Linked DNA regions of Homo sapiens: region 2 is linked to region 1. A link is an interaction called in ENCODE POLR2A ChIA-PET data of the cell type or tissue named here. Cell type or tissue: K562. All regions are shown on one strand. Each heading gives the region's core, and the rest is flanking DNA. Links, peaks and the distances in the headings are about the cores only.

The links. ChIA-PET counts read pairs that join two places held together with the same protein. Peaks named below come from ENCODE experiments on the same cell type or tissue, not always from the same donor. Only the 100,000 strongest peaks of a DNase experiment are listed, where the experiment ranks them.
Region 2: POLR2A ChIA-PET joins it to region 1 with 5 read pairs; 3 of 35 experiments call an interaction of 5 or more read pairs at or near these places.

The regions. Positions count from the first base shown.
Region 1 is chr2:85,600,994-85,605,374 of GRCh38, reverse strand. It overlaps TMEM150A (transmembrane protein 150A), which reads left to right and starts at 2,677. Exons shown (of 8, transcript NM_001031738.3): 1 at 2,677-2,768; 2 at 3,311-3,491; 3 at 3,893-3,940; 4 at 4,268-4,354. The coding sequence starts at 3,427. C2orf68 (chromosome 2 open reading frame 68) reads left to right here. Exons shown (of 4, transcript NM_001013649.4): 4 at 1-121. It also overlaps a transcript of USP39 not described here. RefSeq lists silencers at 2,468-3,047, 3,148-3,207. In K562, for the core only: CTCF peaks have their summits at 1,956 and 2,709 (motif pointing right); DNase peaks (open chromatin) are centred at 543, 2,029 and 2,634; H3K4me3 peaks cover 2,314 bases.
Region 2 is chr2:85,709,165-85,713,545 of GRCh38, reverse strand. No RefSeq gene overlaps it. Among named protein-coding and RNA genes, the nearest start is that of GNLY, 17 kb to the right of the region's middle. RefSeq lists enhancers at 1,848-2,348, 2,349-2,849. In K562, for the core only: no CTCF peak of the experiment used is centred there; no DNase peak of the experiment used is centred there; H3K27me3 peaks cover 670 bases.

The sequences.
Region 1 (4,381 bases), core at 131-4,130:
ACTCATTTCCAATGTGTAGATGAATAAAATGTAGTGTACAAATTATTTGAAAATCCCAGAAGGAAGGTACTTTTCAAATACAGTATTTTTTTTAACAAATAAACTTACGATTTTTACAGCACTGTTTTTGCCAAGAGTTGTGAAATAACTTGTGTACTTGGGGAAGTGGAGGTTAAATACCTGCCCTAAAGTCATTCCACCACCGAGTCAGCACTGGAAATCTCATCTCTTGCTTTGCCACACTATTTTAAGAGCTGTCCCTGTTGGAACATAACAACTAGACAGACTCATGTAGCATTAGAGTTGGAAGGTCTTTTTAAAGACATCTGGTCCTACTTCTTACATGATACACAATTCCCCCTACCAACTACCTATGAAGAGCCCTTCTGTCATACGGAGCTCCATCCTGGGATAATTCTATTTTAGGAACTATTAGATTGTCATACTAAGCCAAAAGCTGCCTCATGTCCCGGATCTGGACTACTATGCCTTGCCCCCACATCATGTTAGAACTTGAGTAGTCCTCTCAGGCCTTCATCTTGATTGGATAGGGACTCAAACCCAGCTCAAGAAGATATAGTGTTAAGAATTGCAAAGCTTCCAATTAGGGTTCACAGCCCCATTGGGCAGATAAGGTGCCTACGCAGTGGGAATGCAGTTGGGCAGGAAGATGGTTCCTGTCAATTAGCAAGGAAGCACACCCTTGTCCTGAGGCACAAAGCATAGCCAGCGGCAGGTGAGCTGGATTTTATCCCCCACTGGTTTATTCAGCCAGGTGTGCTTGTACAGTGATCACTACACAGCCATACTTCTTGGCCCTGTTTTAACTACTTGTCCTAATGTGTTTAAGGACAGGGCTCTCCCGCTGGGCACGGTGGTTCACATCTGTAATCCCAGCACTTTGAGAGGCCAAGGCGAGCGGATCACCTGAGGTCAGGAGTTCAAGAGCAGCCTGACCAACATGGTGAAACCCCGTCTCTACTAAAAATATAAAAAAATTAGCTGGGCATGGTGGCAGGCACCTGTAATCCCAGCTACTCGGGAGGCTGAGGCACAAGAATCACTTGAACACAGGAGGCAGAGGTAACAGTGAGCCGAGATTGCACCATTGCATTCCAGCCTGGGCAACAAGTGAAACTCTGTCTCAAAAGAAAAAGGGCTCTCCAACAGGTTTTCTGCTTCCATTTCTGCTTTCCACTGGGTCCAAGAAGGTTTCTCCCTCTTCAAGTCATTGTGCAGTTTATTCTGCTCTACTTCTCTAAAGCACAGGACCCTGTTGTTTCACATAGCCTTTGCCTCACCAGTGTTGCCAAACTTCAGCTCCCCACGCTGGGCAACCTGCGCCTGTGCACCATTCAGGTGATGATCTGTCATCTCACAAGGGCTCCAACAGATGCTGGGACCGCCTTTGAGACAGAATGCCAGGCACACTTCTGATATGTGAAAGTATTTCCACCCTTGCAATAATTTAAGAAACATCCGGGCCAGGCGCAGTGGCCCACGCCTGTAATCCCAGCACTTTGGGAGGCCGAGGCGGGCGGATCACGAGGTCAGGAGATCGAGACCATCCTGGCTAACATGGTGAAACCCCGTCTCTACTAAAAATACAAAAAAATTAGCCGGGTGAGGTGGCGGGCGCCTGTAGTTCCCAGCTACTCGGGAGGCTGAGGCAGGAGAATGGCGTGAACCCGTGAGGCGGAGCTTACAGTGAGCCGAGATCGCGCCACTGCACTCCAGCCTGGGCGACAGAGCGAGACTCCGTCTCAAAAAAAAAAAAAAGAAAAAGAAAAAGTAAAAAAAAAAGAAACATCCAGGAATGCACTCATAGCCTGTAAGTTTTTGGTGAAGCTGGTCAGTAATTTTTCCCACACTATCCTGTTTCCTTTTCCCAGATTCCTCCGGGTCTCTCACCTTCCCCTCTTTGCTTACCAACACTGGCCATGTTAATCCTTACCTACTCTACACTGACACCTACATGTGTCTATTTAGAATGGATGTCCTCTGGTCTCTGCCGTCTTATTTCAAATAAGTGTTGATCAGTCGGGAAACACGTCTTGGACACTGATTTCTGGCTAGTACATTGTGTACTTGTATGCAGGAAAGCAAAAAGTATCTAATGAAAGCAGCCCTCCTCCGGAGTTTGCTGAGCCACAGGAACCATAAGCCAAATCCCAGGCGCTTGGATTTCTTAAGAAACAGCCAAGTCTTTGTGTCTGCTTCTCTGGACCCACCGCAGCCCTGGCCAGAGGCAGGCATGGGGCGCCACGTTGAGAGAGCTTCCTAGAGGACTCACCGTTGGCCGGTGCAGGCTGCAAAATGTGCGCAGTGGCGGAGAGACGCTCCTCCAGCCATGTGCACGGCGACAATCCCAGGTAGAGCTGGAATGCAGGCTGCCCCGAGATCCCCACCTGCTGACGCTTCCCCGGCAGGAATCGGTTAAACGGAACCTCTAGTCATCTCGGTTTTAGAGCGGTCTTCACGCCACAGCCCTCCGCGCCCAGGTCCTCCGAAGTTGGGACACCGCCCACGTTTCCCCCGTGACGCGGGCGCGGGGGCTCGGGAGTTGTAGTCTCGGGCAGGGCGCGGGCACCGAGGCCGGGGCTGCGCGGACTCCACGTCCCGGCGGGCGGCGCGGCGAGGCCTGGGGCCTCCAGGGGCGGGGCCGCTCGGCCCTTTAAACCTTTCAGGGCTGCTCCGAGGGCCGCAGCTAGAGTCGGCGCCACGAGGGGGCCGAGCAGGGTGCGGCGGCGGCGGGGCGCTCCGGGGAGGTGCGTACTGGGCTCCTTCCCTTCCTCCGGGCTTCCAGGAATCACCTGGGGACTCTCGCGTCCCGGGTCCTGGGGGGTCGCCGGCCGCAGGGTCCGGCCCCAGCCGGGGTCCCCGCGCCCAGGCGAGCGGGGGCCGGGCCGGGCTGGGCTTTCCGCGTGAACCCGCCCCTCGCCCAGGGCGCCGATGGTCAGGTGGTTGCCTGCGCGCCGCCGACTCGCCACCGCTCCACTGGGCCGGCACCCAGCCTCTCCTTGGCGTGGCCTCTTCGGTTGTCCAGCCCTTCTCCCAGCCCTGGTCCCTCAGAAGGAGGGTAACTCCCTTCCAGATGTTACGGTCCGCCTGCGTCTCTCAGCACGCCGGTGGCATTTGGGTTGACCGCGGAGGCCCCCAGTGCCAGAGGGTGTTCACGTTCTGCCGTGGGCTCAGCCCAAACTTTGGACGCTCAGAGACCCAACGGGAGCGCTGGATAAGGTGTTGACCCCCTTCCCCTCCCCCTTCCCGGCCAGTTACCCACTCCTGGACTTTGATCTCTCTCCACCAGGCCAGGACAGCTGATGGTTGTGGCAGAAACATCTCAAGGTAGCTGGTCCGCCCCCACTTCCCCATCTACCTCTTGTCCTCCCCCCAACACCACCACCACCCTGGCTCCCCTCCCTCATGACCGCCTGGATCCTCCTGCCTGTCAGCCTGTCAGCGTTCTCCATCACTGGCATATGGACTGTGTGAGTAAAGGGGGGTGCCCGGGGGGCAACAGGAGCTTGATGACGCACACAAAGTCTCTTGTCCTGTCATAGCCACGGTGGTACCCAGGGTCACTCTGGGTGTCTCAAAAGCCTGACTTGGTGCCTGGGCACACAGCCCCTTGGGACAAGCTGGCACCACTGCTGTCCAGCAGGGTGGCCCTGACAAATATACTTCTAGCCAGGGCAATTTCCAGAGGGCCTGTAGCTGGGGGCATGCTGCAGGTGCTGGTGTGGCATCAAGCCTTAGGGACCTCAACTTGAGTCCCCAGCAACAATAATGAGGCTGAATGGGGCCAGAAATCAAGGTTGAAGAGAAGGGTCATGGGGTGGGTTGAGTGGGGCTCGGGAAGGCTGCCAGGGTGACAGTTCTGTTCCCACAGGTATGCCATGGCTGTGATGAACCACCATGTATGCCCTGTGGAGAACTGGTATGAAGGACTCTGCAGACAACCTTGCTCTAAAGCTTCCTTCATCTCTGTCCCCTCTTGGGCCTGAGGCTGCCACGAGCCAGACTGCAACCCTGAGCCTCACTGCTCTTCTCTGAAATTGGTCCCCAGGCATGGCTTCTTGCCACCTACCCACTTCCCACTATCCCTTTGCCCCTTTGGTTACTGCTTCAGGCGGGCACTGGGGAGTGGGATCTTCTGTCCCTGTAGGGGAGGTCTGGGAGAGAGTCCTCTTTGAGGCCTGAGGCTATAGGCCAAGGGCCTGGGGGCAGTCCCTTCCCCCAGTCTACTCCCTGTCCTGCCTGCCAGGTCCTACAACGAGTCCTGCCCTCCTGACCCTGCTGAGCAAGGGGGTCCCAAGACCTGCTGCACCCTGGACGATGTCCCCCTCATCAGGTAAGGCCTGGACATTGGGCCGGTCAG
Region 2 (4,381 bases), core at 161-4,160, 110 kb before region 1:
GGGTGTGAGAAAAGTCAACATTCTCCAGGACAAGGGAGAGCCCAGCGCCGAGAATGATGCCAGGCTTGGAGCTCCCAGGCCAGGAGCCGCTGTGGAACGTGGGTGTGGGGCCTGTGTCAGGGCTGAAAGACGTCAGCTGGGCTCTCCTGACCCTCAGCTGAGTGCCACTGTGTGACCAATGCCCCAGTTTACACAGACTGTAGGGTTTCCTGGGACACAGGACATTCAGTACTGAAACTGGGATAGTTCCAGAAAACCAGGATGGTTGTGGCTCTTTGAGCACAACCCCCCATCTTTACTGCCTGAACACCCAGTGGGGATAGGACAGAGCTGCTCTACTAAGGGTGCTGGGTGGCTTCACCAATAGGAACAGGGGTAGCTACACAGCTTCTCGGGCCATGAGGCTCTGAGATGCCAGTTCCCAGAGCCCACGGCCCAGGAAACAGAGCAAGCTCTGCCACATTGACTTCTATTGGCAATCTCCAAACATCTGAGCTCCTGTCATGGAGAAAAGGGGAATGACCTGTCAGCTGTTCCTAGGCCAGTGATTTGAAATCCTGGGTGCATATGGGAATCACCTGGCCAGTCCCACCCCCCCGAGATTCTGATTTCACTGGGGTGCGGTGGGGTCCAGGTTCACACACATATACACTTCTAGACTTTTTCCTTATGGCCTCTTTCTAGGCAGGACATTTCCATCTTGGCCATGAAAACTTTGTCACTCCTAAACCTCTCTGTTTCTCTTCTTGAGGTTACCTTGAGCTAAATGGCTTCCTAGAGAAGCCAGACTTTTTCACTGTATCAGTGGCAGTTGGGTTATAGATTATCTTCAGGGGAAATTTTAGTTTATAAAAGCCCAAACCAGTCGTCGTTATCTAGGAATGAACTGTACAGCTCGTGGGTGTGGGTCCTTGTGTTGTCCCTAATCCGACCCCACTCCTTCCGGCTCTCCCCTGAACTCCCTGCGAGCCCAGCTTCAGGAGGTCTCCGTGGCCCCATCCTCCACTTCTGGTTCCACCCAGTCTCCTGCCTCCCATATTTCCCTTTTTTCTTTAGGTTCCCTCTTTGGGACGCAAGAACTGCCCTTGCCCACAGCTGGAGGGGAAGTGGAGGGCCCCTGCGTTGTTCCTGTGGGCCTACCGCGCGGCCAAGCCCGCTAAACTAGGGGGCGAATCCCCGGCCAGTCTGGAACAATCACATTCTCTTTCTAGGATCTGGGGCTGAGACACAGGGTCTCTGGTTAGCTGGCTGCATGAGCTCTATATCCAGAAGATCACAAGGCTCAGGGCCTGGGGCTGAGGCACAGGGTCTCTGGTTAGCTGGCTGCATGAGCTCTATATCCAGAAGATCACAAGGCTCAGGGCCTGGGGCTGAGGCACAGGGTCTCTGGTTAGCTGGCTGCATGAGCTCTATATCCAGAAGATCACAAGGCTCAGGGCCTGGGGCTGAGGCACAGGGTCTCTGGTTAGCTGGCTGCATGAGCTCTATATCCAGAAGATCACAAGGCTCAGGGCCTGGGGCCACCATCTGAGGAAACACATTTTGAAACCATGAGCAGCAATGATCAGGCAGGGTCTGCAGGCGCACAGCGGAGACGGGCAACCAGACAGGCCGGAGAGAAGGTCTGAGACAGTGACTGACAGCCCAACTTTGTCCCCAAGGAATGTCCCCATTCTTGTCCTCCTGGAGGCTGGGCTCTGAATCCTGCCCTTGGGCTCTGTGACATCCTCACCCTCAGTCCCTCTAAAGCTAAGCCAGCATTCACAGATTCATGTCGCCTGCCACCAACCAACCCCTGGGAGAGTCTCCAATGCTCACCACTCTCATAGGCACAATTTCGGATCCTAAGTCTGGGCCCTTCTGGCTCCCATGAGATCCCCTGAGTCCCTTCCTTTCCGGCTCCCTCTCAGCTTCAGAAAGGGCTAGCACCCTCAGCCCCTGCGGTCTGTTCCCCTAGGAGTTAAAGGAGAGATGGCCTCTTCCCTCCTGCGGGTTTCCTCCCACCACTTCCAGAGAACCCAGAGTTCTGGCCGGCATCTCCGGCTCCGGTTCCCATGGCAGAGCCTCTTCAGCACCACCCCCGTCATCCTCCTTCTGGAAACATCTCGGGACACACTTCAGTGGAACACCCTTGAAAACAGAGTAAACAGTGGTTTCCTCACATTCCTGTCAGCCTTTGTTTTTCGAGACTGAAGAGTCTAAACTGGAGAGTCCCCCACGCCGCCCTCCCCGCACTCCTTGGCACTGGCCTTGACCTTTGCTGGTTGTGGGTTGGGGAGCGGTCAGGGTTGCTGGGCTTGTACAGCAGTTTGAGGTCGCCTGTTAGGATCTCATGTCCTCCTCCATGGTCCCCACTTGACCCCACTCTGGCCCTGGGGGAGAATCAACGTCAAGTGACAAAGCCAGAAAACTCAACAGAGGCAGAGTGGCCACCTCCCAACCACTGCACTGCCCTGCCCTGCCTCCTCCTGCCGCAGCCCAGACAGCCTCCCAGGGCGTCTCCTGCAGCTGTGCCCCGACTGTCCCAGCCCTGGTAGGGCCGAGGGACCTGGCTTCTCTTCTAGGATGTGGTGTGGGCCTCAGGGGAGAGCTAGAACAATGCTGGGCCCCTTATCAACAGCTAATCCCATCCTGGTCAGCTCCTGGACTTCCCTTCTCAGAAACACCAACTCTTATTTTAACACATGGTGTGTTCGCTTCTGAGTCACCTAAGCCCTAATTGTGTGTGGACAGAGCAGTGGCAAGCCCTCCCTAATGCCGTGGCCACACTCTTCCAGGGAACAAAGAGCTAACACCTTCAAGTCCACCAGGAATGGGCCTGGCTTCCTTCTGCTCTTGTCACAAGCCCTGGGTGCCATAACGTGAAGGCACTGGAAGCAGAGACGCTGGAAATCATCAAATCCTACCCCTCACTCACAGCTGAGTTCACCGAAGCCTAAAGAGGGCCCGGCCTTGCTCAAAGTCACACAGCAAGGTCAGGACTCCTGGTCCAGGCCATTGCTTCTGAGACACACACCTTTCAGAGGTGTGTGTGTGAGGAGGCAGGAGGAAAACCCCAGGAAGTTTGCTTTTGTTGGAGTTTATTTCTATTTCAGTTTCCATTCTGTACTTGCCCAGAGGGGTGTTTGTCCTACCTCGGGGCTCAGCTCAGCAGCAGGAGGGGTTTCAGGCACCTCAGTCATCAGGATTATCTCTACCCAGAAGCAGACTATCAGGAACTCCCGTGTCAGAACCTCCAAGTGTCCCAAAGCGTGGCACTTCCAAGAGAAAGTGCTAAGTGGCTAGATAAATGGCTAATAACAAGAGTTGGTATGGTGTGGGGTGGTGGGGGGACCCCAGGCGCTGGCCCCATCCAGGGACATCTACAGCCCTGGAAACTGAGAACTGGGTCCAAAATGGCCTCCCACAGGCCCCAGGTGGTGCTTTACCACCACTCTGTTCCGAGAGTCTCTGAGAAGGATTTCTATCAAAGCCAAAAGGGGTTGAGGCTAATCCCCAACTCACCTTGCATGTGTCCCATGACTCAGCCCACTGCCCCATGTGCATTCTCATTCATCAGAAGGTGGGCTCCAGAGGCAGTCTGCGTGGGGTCAGAGCCCAGCTCCGCTACTTACGGGCCATGTAGAGAAGCGAGAGAGCCTAAGCGATGCACTCACTCTGTAAATGTGTGCAGTAACAGACCCTTCCTCCCAGGGATGGTTTAAGCATTGAAGCATTTGGAACAGTGCCTGGCATGTGATAGCTTAGATATCATCATCATCATCATCATTATCATCAATCATCATCACTATTATTATTTCAAGCACTCAACAGATACAATCTGCTTCCTCTGGATCCCTAAGTATATCCCTTAAGGGCCAGCATTGTGGAAGCAGGAAATGCTAAGTCCTGTGATCCTCAGGACCACGCCGGGTGCAGCTTTGGGGATCGCTATAAGATAGACATAAGCCAGCAGCTATGATCAGAACATTCCAGAACAGGAACAGAGGGTTTAGACAGTCTACTGTGTTCTACGATTCAGCCAAAACATCAAATGAGCATTTGCTGTGTGTGTGTTGCTCAACATTTGCCCAAACACTTCCCTTCTTTCTACTTCTGTGTCATGCTAAAGGTAGAAGGCAGACAGAAGTTTTCATTTGATAAAGAGACTGAAAACAAGAGAATTTGAGCTCTGGCCCCAGAGAGTTCCTAGCTTTTGATAATCTAATATCTGACACACTTTGTCATGTCTTTTTAAAGGATTTTTACTTACATATTTTTTATTGTAAGCTTGTTTTAGTTTTTAGCTTTGAAATAATATTAGACTTTGAAAACACTGCAAAAGTGGTACAAAGAATACTATATACCCTTCACCCAGCTTTCCAAAAAAAGCTGCACCACT